Regions from separate parts of the Homo sapiens genome. Here region 2 is linked to region 1. A link is a loop called in an ENCODE intact Hi-C map of the cell type or tissue named here. Cell type or tissue: Caco-2. All regions are shown on one strand. Each heading gives the region's core, and the rest is flanking DNA. Links, peaks and the distances in the headings are about the cores only.

The links. Peaks named below come from ENCODE experiments on the same cell type or tissue, not always from the same donor. Only the 100,000 strongest peaks of a DNase experiment are listed, where the experiment ranks them.
Region 2: a loop joins it to region 1, with 6 times the contacts of the local background. A loop is called at or near these places in 10 of 110 quality-filtered maps.

Annotation. Positions count from the first base shown.
Region 1 is chrX:68,696,124-68,702,105 of GRCh38, forward strand. The region is part of intron 2 of STARD8 (StAR related lipid transfer domain containing 8); the gene reads left to right. Among named protein-coding and RNA genes, the nearest start is that of STARD8, 51 kb to the left of the region's middle. In Caco-2, for the core only: no CTCF peak of the experiment used is centred there; a DNase peak (open chromatin) is centred at 3,018.
Region 2 is chrX:68,509,097-68,513,096 of GRCh38, forward strand. YIPF6 (Yip1 domain family member 6) reads left to right here. Exons shown (of 7, transcript NM_173834.4): 2 at 2,753-2,881. Among named protein-coding and RNA genes, the nearest start is that of YIPF6, 12 kb to the left of the region's middle. In Caco-2, for the core only: a CTCF peak has its summit at 2,407 (motif pointing right); no DNase peak of the experiment used is centred there.

The sequences.
Region 1 (5,982 bases), core at 929-4,928:
GGTGTCATGGCCCTGGGCCTTGGGAAAGCTGTTCAGCAGATAAAATAGGGACAGCAGATTTCAAAGATACAAGGGCTTTAGGGTGGGAAGTGTGAGCTCCCGGAGATCTAGGTGAGTTTTACATTCTTCCCCACCCCACAACAGGGTAGTTGGGCACTGGGTTGGGCACACAGTTGCTGGTGTCAGGTGTTTATTAAGGGGTCTTGGTTTGTGTGTGCGCACGTGTGCATGGGCATGCATTCGGGAAGGGTCCTGGTAGATAGGAATCAGTGGACTGGAGGCCACAGCCTGGGCCCTTGTCACAAGTCTGAAGTGCTGTGTTTGTGGGTGGAGTTTCCTTTTCCCCAGCCCTGCAGGTTGGTAACTTGCATGCTAAACAGTTGCTGTTCCTGTTTACCTCGACCACACACAGGAATTTTAGAACTGAATGTTAAGTTCCCTAGGAGTTCAGGGTGGTGTGGAGCAAAGAACAGGGGATTGGGAGTTGAACATGGGGAGCTTTAACTCCAGGCTCTGCCGCCCCCCTCAAATTCTCCGACTCTGGGTTTCTCCTCATTTTTTCCACTTCACTGGATTAAACTAGGGGATCCATAGCTAAGTGCTTTGTAAACTACCATGTGCTGTATAAATTATTAGTCATTAAGTTTAGGCTTGGTGCTAGGTCTTGTGGAGGACACAGAGTAAAAACCCCCAGTTCCAGGGAATGTACCATCTAGTTTGGGGGTTAGTGGCATAAATAATACATGCCACTAATTATTTATGTATTAAATAATAATACCTTGGTGAGGACTTCAAAAAAATTATTGTGAATAATTTCAAACATATATAAAAATAGAGATAATTAGTGTACTAAGACCCCATGTACCCATCACCCAGTTTCAACAGCCATTTGCCCATGGCCAATCCTGCCCTGTCCATACTCTTATCTACATCATGCCCTTGTTATTTTGAAACAAATCCCAGAAACCTTATCAGTTCATCTATACATATTTCAATACGTATTTCTAAAAGATAAGGATTCATAAAAACAACCATTATCACACCTAAAATAGTTTCTTAATATTATCAAATAACCGGTAAGTGTTCATATTTCCAATTGTTGAGAAGGACTTATTTGCCCTGGACGTCCATTCTGCCCTGGGAAATCCATTCCAGGGAGTGATTGCTTTTGACTGAGGGGAAGGTGACGGACAGAGGCAGTGGCATTTGAGCTGAACCTTGGAAGAGAGGCCCAGGAAAGGTCCCAGCCCAGATGTTAGCCGCCTCTAGGGCTCCAGATCTGGAGGCTGACCCATGGAGGCTTCTTGCGGAGACTTCCTGCCTTTGTTTCTCTAGCAGTAAATGACAGTTCTCACTCTCACACTTGCTTCCCCAGTCCAGGGCACCCAGGAGTTTGGGGTACGCAGGTCTGGGAGAATTCTGGGAGGCTGCTCTCCACCTAGGCCCCTCCCCTGCGCCTGGCCCCTGAGGCCAGTTCAGAGCAAAACAGGATGCATTCAGGATGAACGTCTTTCCCAGCTTGTCATCTAATCACCAAGGCCCAGCTTGGAGCTTCCTCTCTCATTCATGATAAAAACCCTCACTGTCTCTCTTTTCCCTTCCGCCCCAGTAAGGGTGTGCTGACTTCCTCCATATCCGGGCCAGCCCTCTACCCCCATGTGGGGCTGAGGGAGAGATTCCCTCAGTGCAGGCCTCTGCCCCCACCCACCTCACCACAGCCTGTCAGAGAGGGAGAGAAAGACCCCAGGAATGTTCTCCCTGACTGCAGGCTCCTGCTCTTGGGCTGTCTTTGGGAAAAGAGCAGCCTCCTTCCAACAAGCCTGGGGTCCTGCCACTGCTTGGTTAATCATTGAGCCACATAATAACCACCTTGGAAAGTCATCTCTAGGGGATGGTCATTAACTAACTCCCTGTCCACCTCAGGCCTTAAAGAGACCATATCCTGAACCCTCACCTTCCCCCAAGGGAACATTGACAAACATTCACTCACGGGAACTTCTGGGGCCAGTGAAAAGTCTGCCCCTCCATCCTTTACTTGGCAAACGGAAGCAGTTATTCACACCATTTGAAGGACATGGGTTCAGCTTGGATGGTATTGAGAAGGGGAGCGGAGTGAATTGATGGGGATTTGGATGGGCAGTGGGGTCCAGCATCAGAGTTAAAAAGGGGTAGGGGGGTGTTTCTAGGAGTAGTTGATCGCCTCATCTCAATTTGAAAGTCTAAAAGAGCAAGAAATGCCCACCCAAAGGGTCTGCCGATGCTGGGTATGGGGTGAGGCTGTGTGAATGTGTGTCTGTTTTCAGTACAGCTGTGGGTCCCTCCACACCAGGCTGCAGTGGAAATGGGGACAGCCAACCACATGATTGCTGCTGAGAGGCTGAGGACCTCTGTAAGTGGAGGAGGATGCCTTCCTCCGGGAGCCTGTATCTGGACAAGCAGTGGCACTTGGTAAGGGTCGGGCCAGGACCCAGACCCAGACCCAGACCCAGACCCAGACCCAGACCCAGACCCAATTTAGAAAGCTCCAGACCATATGCAGTTTCCTGCAGTTTCAGTAGGAAGAGAAGGAACCACCCCGTGGGCCTACTACAGAGTTGGGAAACGGCTTCTGGTTCTGCCCCCTCTATAGCTTTCTCTCGGTGAGTGATTTTTGCTTTCTCTGGGCCTCAATTTCCACAACTATAAAGTGGGTAGGGCAGTTGGCAGGCAGACTCAGTGGTCTGTGAGCCTTCCTTTCAGCTATGCAAGTATGCCTCCCCACTCAAGACCCTTTTCTTATCTACCAGGCAATGGTGAGCTGGCTTCAAATTCAATCAGGCCCAGACACTGAATGTTCTCAGCTGGCTGGGTCAGTTGGAGCTGGCCAAGCCCTGAATTGCCACAGCTTGGGTTCTCCTTGTGCTTGGGCATTTCTGCAGTTTGCTCTCTGGCCCCTCCCCAAGCCTGTGTCTGTCCCTAGTGGCCAGCCACTCTCTGACCCATTCAGCCACAAGTTAATGAGTGAACTGCTCCCCCTGGGTCGTACCAGCCCAAGGTGCTCCTGGGATCCTAGGTCCCTGTGGGAAGCAGCCAAGGGCCTAGCCAGCTCCAGTCACCTTTATGCTCTCTCCCACAACCCCTCTAGAGGTAGGTATGCAGGCAGAGCTCAGGGCAGAAGGACCTTTAGAGGGCACTAGGTCCAACTTTCCTTCTGAAGCTTGGGGCTTCCCGACAGGTACTTGTGCAGTTCCTGCTCACTCATGTTCAATACCTGGGAATGTGATATGTTTCAAGCAAGTTGCTTTCGTCTTTGGAATGTGTGAAAGTTTTCTCTTATGTTGAACTTAACTGTGCCTCCCTGAGGCTTCTAACCCTGGGTTCCGAGTGTGCCCTCTGGGACCACCTGGACCCTGTCTGCTCTCTCTGACCTTCAGGGATCTGAGGATGGAACCCAAGTGCACCTGTGTCTTCTCTAGGCCAAACAACCTTCAAGCGTCTGCGCTCCTTCTCAGACCTGGAGCAGCCCCCTTCCCAGCCTCATCACTGTCCTCTGTCCTCCCTACATGCTACTGTTTATGGCCCCCTTAACATGTGGGGGCAGGAAATGGGGCACTGGAAACCCCTCACTCCCCTTAGTTTATTTATAGTCTGAACTTGTTCAGATGACTTTTCCATAATCCTTTTCTGGTTACCACAACAGGTAGACTCCTAACCCCCAGAATCTTGGGTGCAAATACCTTAGACAACACTGATTTGTTTATGGTTCAGGTCCAGCCAGCTCTCACGATTGGAGAGCCCTTGGAAGGTAGGGCCTTCTTATTGGTGCCCCCATAGTGGAGGACAAGCCTGGTGTTAGTAGGTGTTCCCCTTGTTGAGTTAAATACAATGTAATATGTGGGGGGCTTCCAGCGTACCCTGCTTTCCTGCCACTCGGTTTTATCTTTGGAGTTGGTCAGGGGTGGGTGGAGGGAAGGGGATATTTTAGGGAGTACTGAAGCCGGAAATGAGTATGAGCCATGCCCACAGTGGGGCCTAGAAGAGTGAATCAGACAGTGAGAAATACCAACGTAGCCATTCCTTCCCCTGGCAGTTGATGATGATGACTATGAGTCCTCCCATTTCTTCAGTTGCCAAGGCACTTTCACTTCCATGATTCCATTGTGTTCTTAGAGCAGCCCTGTAAAGTAGATGGTATGATTTCCCCAGAATGATCTGTGGTGGTCTCCACCTGAGGCCCAGGGAAGGGAAGAACAGTCTCCAGTGAGGGAGGATTTGGAGCCCAGGTCTCCTGACCCTCAGCCCTCCCTGTTTTCCCCAAACCACACCCAGCAGCCATGGCAGCCGGGGCTGACTCGGCAGCTTCCCCACCACAGAGGAACCCCTGCCCTGGCTGCAACTCTGTTCCTGTGAGAGAGTGAGCTCCAAGGGACGTGGCCTAGGATTTCCTGTCCTTTATCTGGGCTGGCCAAAGGCTGGCCTGTCTGAGGTGTGAGATAGGCACCTGCAGCCAGCCTTTCTGCTCCAGGCTGAGGTCAAGTCAGGCTGTGGCAGAGGCAGTGAGCTTGTGGGAAGAGCTTGTCCCCAAACATCTGTCCTGAGCAGTGCCCACACCAGCAGGGCCTTCTAAATGGGAAAAACAGAGAGGGGAATGTGGAAAAGGGGTCAGAGTGGAGCAGAAGTAAAATACGTCCTGAGCTGTACACAAGCTCTCATGTTCACAGTGCTGGGAGACTTTGGGCAAATTACTTAACTTCTCTGAGCCTTCATTTTGTCAGCTCTAAAATGGAGATATGTACCCACCTCATGGAGTTGTTGAATATTAAATCCAACAATATAAATAAAATTATTGCCATTATTGTTGCTTGGTAGTACCTTCTGCAGTCCTGTCATTTGGTTGTTTTTCACTGACCTGGGGGTGGGCAGTTCTCAAACCTGCCACCTCGTGGGCATTCGGTCTGGACTTTGCAGTCATTTCAGAGTCCACCTTACCCAGAAAAGCTCCCTTTGGCCATGCCCACCCACAGGGCTCCCTTCCTCTGGCCTTCTTTAGTGGCATTCGCGACACTCAACAGGCTATAGTAGTGATGGTGACACCAATAATAATAGTGAACTCTTCTAAATTCTTGGCAAATTTTAACTTCTTTAGCATTCATGGCAATTCCATAAGGTAGGTACTGCTATCTTTGTCTCTCTTTTATTTAATAAACTTGCCCAAGGTCACATATCCGGGGAGTGATGGAGCTGGGATCAGGACCCAGGTGGTCTGACTCCACCTCCTGACATCTTTAATGACTGGGCCATGCCTCTCTCCAGATGCCTGGCCAGGAGGCAAGAGCTGAGGTTCGGGTCTCCTTCCCCACCTGAGTGCTCATCACACGCACCAGTGATCAGTCACTTCTGGACAGGCAGTCCCCAGGTCCTTGCCTGTCTGCTCTGTGCACTTCTTCTCACCCTCCATCACCAAGGTGGACAGATGGATAGAGGGAAGACATGGAGGAGTGGGTATTCATGCTCTAAAACAGAGCTGCATTGGGGTGGGGAGGGAGTGCAGGAGGGAGTTGGGCAGTGGGGGTGGCAGTGTGGGCAGTGGGGGTGGCAGTGTGGTTCTGACATCAGCACCAGGCCTGCCTGATTAGCACCTTCTAGTACTGGGGGTGGAGAACAGGGTGCTGGGTGGCATCAGGGAGGAAGAGACATTTGAATATGCTCTCTTGACAACCAGGTTGCATTATTTAGAAGGCATGGGTGGTTAGGGGCTGGCAGGAGGCTGGCTGGATTAGCTCTTATGATCACTAGCTGGCGTGTCCCATGCTAGAATTGGGTGGGAGGAGGTTGTCCAGAAGCTGTAGCCCTCCCCGAAGTGCTTCCATCTCAGGGTCTTGGGGGCTGCAAGCTTCCTTCCCTCAGGCTGTACTAGCTGCCAGCTCCATTGCTTCAGGGCTTATTCCCCTTTATCTTGCCTCCGAAGCAAGCTCCAGGGAGTGCTACGAAGGCCAGTCCATG
Region 2 (4,000 bases), core at 1-4,000, 190 kb before region 1:
TTTTGTTTTTTGTTGTTGTTTTTTTTTTTTTGAGACAGCATCTCACTCTGTTGCCCAGGCTGGATTGCAATGGCGTGATCATATCTTACTGCAGCCTTGACCTCCTGGGCTCAAGTGATCCTCCCACTTTAGCCTCCTCAGTAGCTGGGACCACAGTTAGTTGCATGCCACCATGCCCAACTAATTTTTTAAAAACATTTTTTGTAGAGATGGGGGTCTCACTGTGTTACCCAGACTAGTCTCAAACTCCTAGCATCAAGCGATTCTCCTACCTCAGCTACCCAGAGTTGGGGTTACAGGCATGAGCCACTGCACCCAGCCCCAATGTTTTTATTAATGTTCATGTTCTGTACTCAGCTTCTGTCTTTGCCCTTGCATCTCATGGTGAGTCTCTTTCTAAGCTCTAGCACTTCCTCCAGCAGTAGACTGCTGTTGTTTATTACTCCATACTTGCTAGCCTGGTGATAGGGGCCAGGGAAAGGGGATTCTTTGTTTTCATAGTCTAGTCTCTGCCTTAGGCAGACCATGTGTCCCTGGGTCTCCTGGGTAGCACTTTCTTAGTGATCCTGTCCCCCTCCTAGCTGAAGGAAACTCTTAATGGTCTGGGCCCAGGATGGTTTTCTGTCCATCCCTTAGTAGTAGAGAGCTTTTCCTTTTCCCTTTCTCCAGCTTCAGTGAGTTGTCACCTGTGTTCTGAAGGCAACTTGTTTTTGTCTAAGTGGCTTTAAGGCTCTTTCCTCTAGGGGCTTTTTTCTAGAGAAGAGCCTGTAAGTGGGTGTGAACTCCCCTTGCGTCTATTGCTTCCAGGGATTCTGTACTCTTGTGCTGATCCATACTTGGACTTTAGCAATTTATTTAAAATTTTATTTGAATTCTTACCCATCTGTGTGGTGTGGTGTGCAGCATTGTCTTCCCCTCATGCTTTGCTACTGTTGAGCCAGTGCTGATGTCTCTTCGTGGAAGCACCTGGCTTTCTTTAGATTTCATCCAGGCTACTTGGTCTCCCTACAACTCAGTTCTCAGATGAATTCAGGGAAAGTTATGATTCAGTAAAGTATCTAGCCTTTTCTCATTATTCTACTTGGGGAATGGTCTTTCCAGCTTCCTATATCTTAATCAGAAGTCAAATTACAGTGTTATATAGTCACTTGAAATAGGTGCTATCTTTGTGGTTGTGTGTTTATTTCAATACATGGTAGTTTCATTGGTTTAATTTTTTCTCTCAGTTTCAGGGATTGCTTCCTTCAAATTTTAATTTTGTTTAATAATTGTGTGAAGTGTTTATATGATTGCAAGTCATTTATATGGACAACATATATTGAAAAAAGCCTAGTTTCTCTCCCTGTCTGCTCTATCCTATTCCTTTCTTTCCTCTATAAGAAACCTTTAAAAAAAAATTCTATGGCATGTTTCTTATATTTAAGAAATATGAGTGTGGTTAAGAAATTGTTTTTGTTTTATTTTATTTTATTTTATTTTATATTTTATATTTTATTTATTTTATTTATTTATTTATTTGTTTATTTTTTGTATTTTTTTGTATTTTATTTTATTATAACGGAGTTTTGTTCTTGTTGCCCAGGCTGGAGTGCAATGGCGTGATCTCGGCTCACCGCAACCTTCACCTCCCGGGTTCAAGCGATTCTCCTGCCTCAGCCTCCCGAGTAGCTGGGATTACAGGCATGCGCCACCACGCGCAGCTAATTTTGTATTTTTAGTAGAGATGGGATTTCTCCATGTTGGTCAGGCTGGTCTCAAACTCCCGACCTCAGGTGATCTGCCCGCCTCGGCCTCCCAAAGTGCTGGGATTACGGGCATGAGCCACCATGCCCAGCCTTTTACAAATTCTTTGAACATCCTCATTCCTTCTAAAATTTCAGTATACTGTCTGCATTTCATTTATCTGCAACTGTTGCCCATTAAAAATTGTGCCTACTGGGCCAAAAACTGTATGAGAAGTCATTGCCTCTATTTTCTTAGGAATTTGTAGATTTGAGTTTTGGTTGTAATAAAATTTGACGGATGTGAACATCCTCATTCTTTCTAAAATTTCAGTATACTGTCTTGTGTTTCCTTTATCTGCAACTGTTGCCCACTAAAAATTGTGCCTACTGGCCCAAAAACTGTATGAGAAGGCATTGCCTCTATTTTCTTAGGAATTTGTAGATTTGAGTTTCGGTTGTAATAACATTTGGCAGATGACTATGAATTTAAAAGTTCACATTCTTTATTCACTTTGAAAATTTTATTTGCTCTGTGATTGCCAGGTAACCTGTAAAGACTGTAATCAAGGTATATTTTGCTATTTCCCTGTTTCCCGCACTTGCCTTTATGGTTCATGTAATGCTCATTTTTAGCCAGCAGAGGCCACTAGAGCCTGTTAGGGAGCAGAAGTGCAACAGAAACGTGGCCATTCTAAGACAGTGATTGCTAAAAGGTCACTTTTTAATAACTTTACAATTATTATCTCAGTCTTGCTAGCTTGTGCCATGTGAAGATTTTATGCTAAATGTTGGTGGGCAAGAAGGTGTCTATGACATTTACTTTAGTTTTTTCATTATGTTTAATCTTTAAAGAAATAAATTTGAGGATTATTGTTAACTGCATTGTGTAATGTCTGTTGAGCTAACACCTACTTTCCTATGTAAAACCCTACAAAATACATGGTCCCAACTCTCTAGGAAATGATGATATATATGAGGAATGCTACAGTTTATTACAGGCTTACTTTTTTTCCCCTGACTCTTCTCAGTTTGCAGGCCTTTCAGATATATCCATCTCACAAGACATCCCCGTAGAAGGAGAAATCACCATTCCTATGAGATCTCGCATCCGGGAGTTTGACAGCTCCACATTAAATGAATCTGTTCGCAATACCATCGTAAGTTAGACTAGTTGAGAGAACTTCTGTTCAGTATCATGGGACTAAGTAACTAATAGTACTTTGCAATATTTTCATTTGGTTCACTGATTTTGAATATATTTTATATACTGAAGTTTAATATTTTATCCTAGAGATTAATTTGGTACAGCCTTTTTGGAGAGCAGTTTGGTTATAATGCATATTAATAATCTTAAAACAGCAAGGTGCGGTGGCTCGCGCCTGTAATCTCAGCCCTTTGGGAGGCCAAGGCAGGCGGATCACCTGAGCTCAGGAGTTCGAGACCAACCTGGCCCAGATGGTGAAACCCCCATCTCTACTAAAAATACAAAGATTAGCCAGACATGGTGGCATATGCCTGAAATCCCAGCTGCTTGGGAGACTGAATCGCTTGTCTCCGGGAGGCTGAGGTTGCAGTGAGCCGAGATCGCACCACTGCACTCTGGCCTGGGCGACAGAGCAAGACTCCATCTCAAAAAACAAAAAAAAGGTCTTAAAATGTCCAAATCTTTTTAAACCAATATATTATCATACTTCTCCAAATGTAGTATAAGGAAAGTTTTAAAATGTAAAACAAAAATTTTCAACATTAAAGTATCAATATACAAAGATGTTTATTATAGCATTCTTTGTAATAGGGGAAAGCTAGAAATAAATGAACCACAGATGAGGTATTGGTTAGGTAAATTATGTTATATCTTTGTGGTGGGATGCTAAGCAACTATTATAAATTATGTTTACAAAGTGTTTAATAACGGGTAAAATTCTAGGTGAAAAAATTAAAACAGAATTAGCTCAGTGGTGCTTTGAGAGGTTGTATTTGTATTACTGAACCCTTCTTCCAGTTTCTTGATTTTTTTTTTTTTTTTGTATCTGGCATCTAGGATTCATTTACCAATTAAATTGGGAATGTTAAAAATTTATTTCATATATTGCAAAGAATGTAGTAGCTAGAGAGCAGGCTAATTGGTCCTTGGAACCTCATCTTCTATGAACTGAATGTCACATACTGTGTTTTGTAGAGCAGCTTTTTATAGTACAATTGTTTTAGTTTCTTTAAGCAGCCTATTGGGAGGGCTGTGTTTCTTTTTTATGGATTTTTTCAACATCAAAACAGAA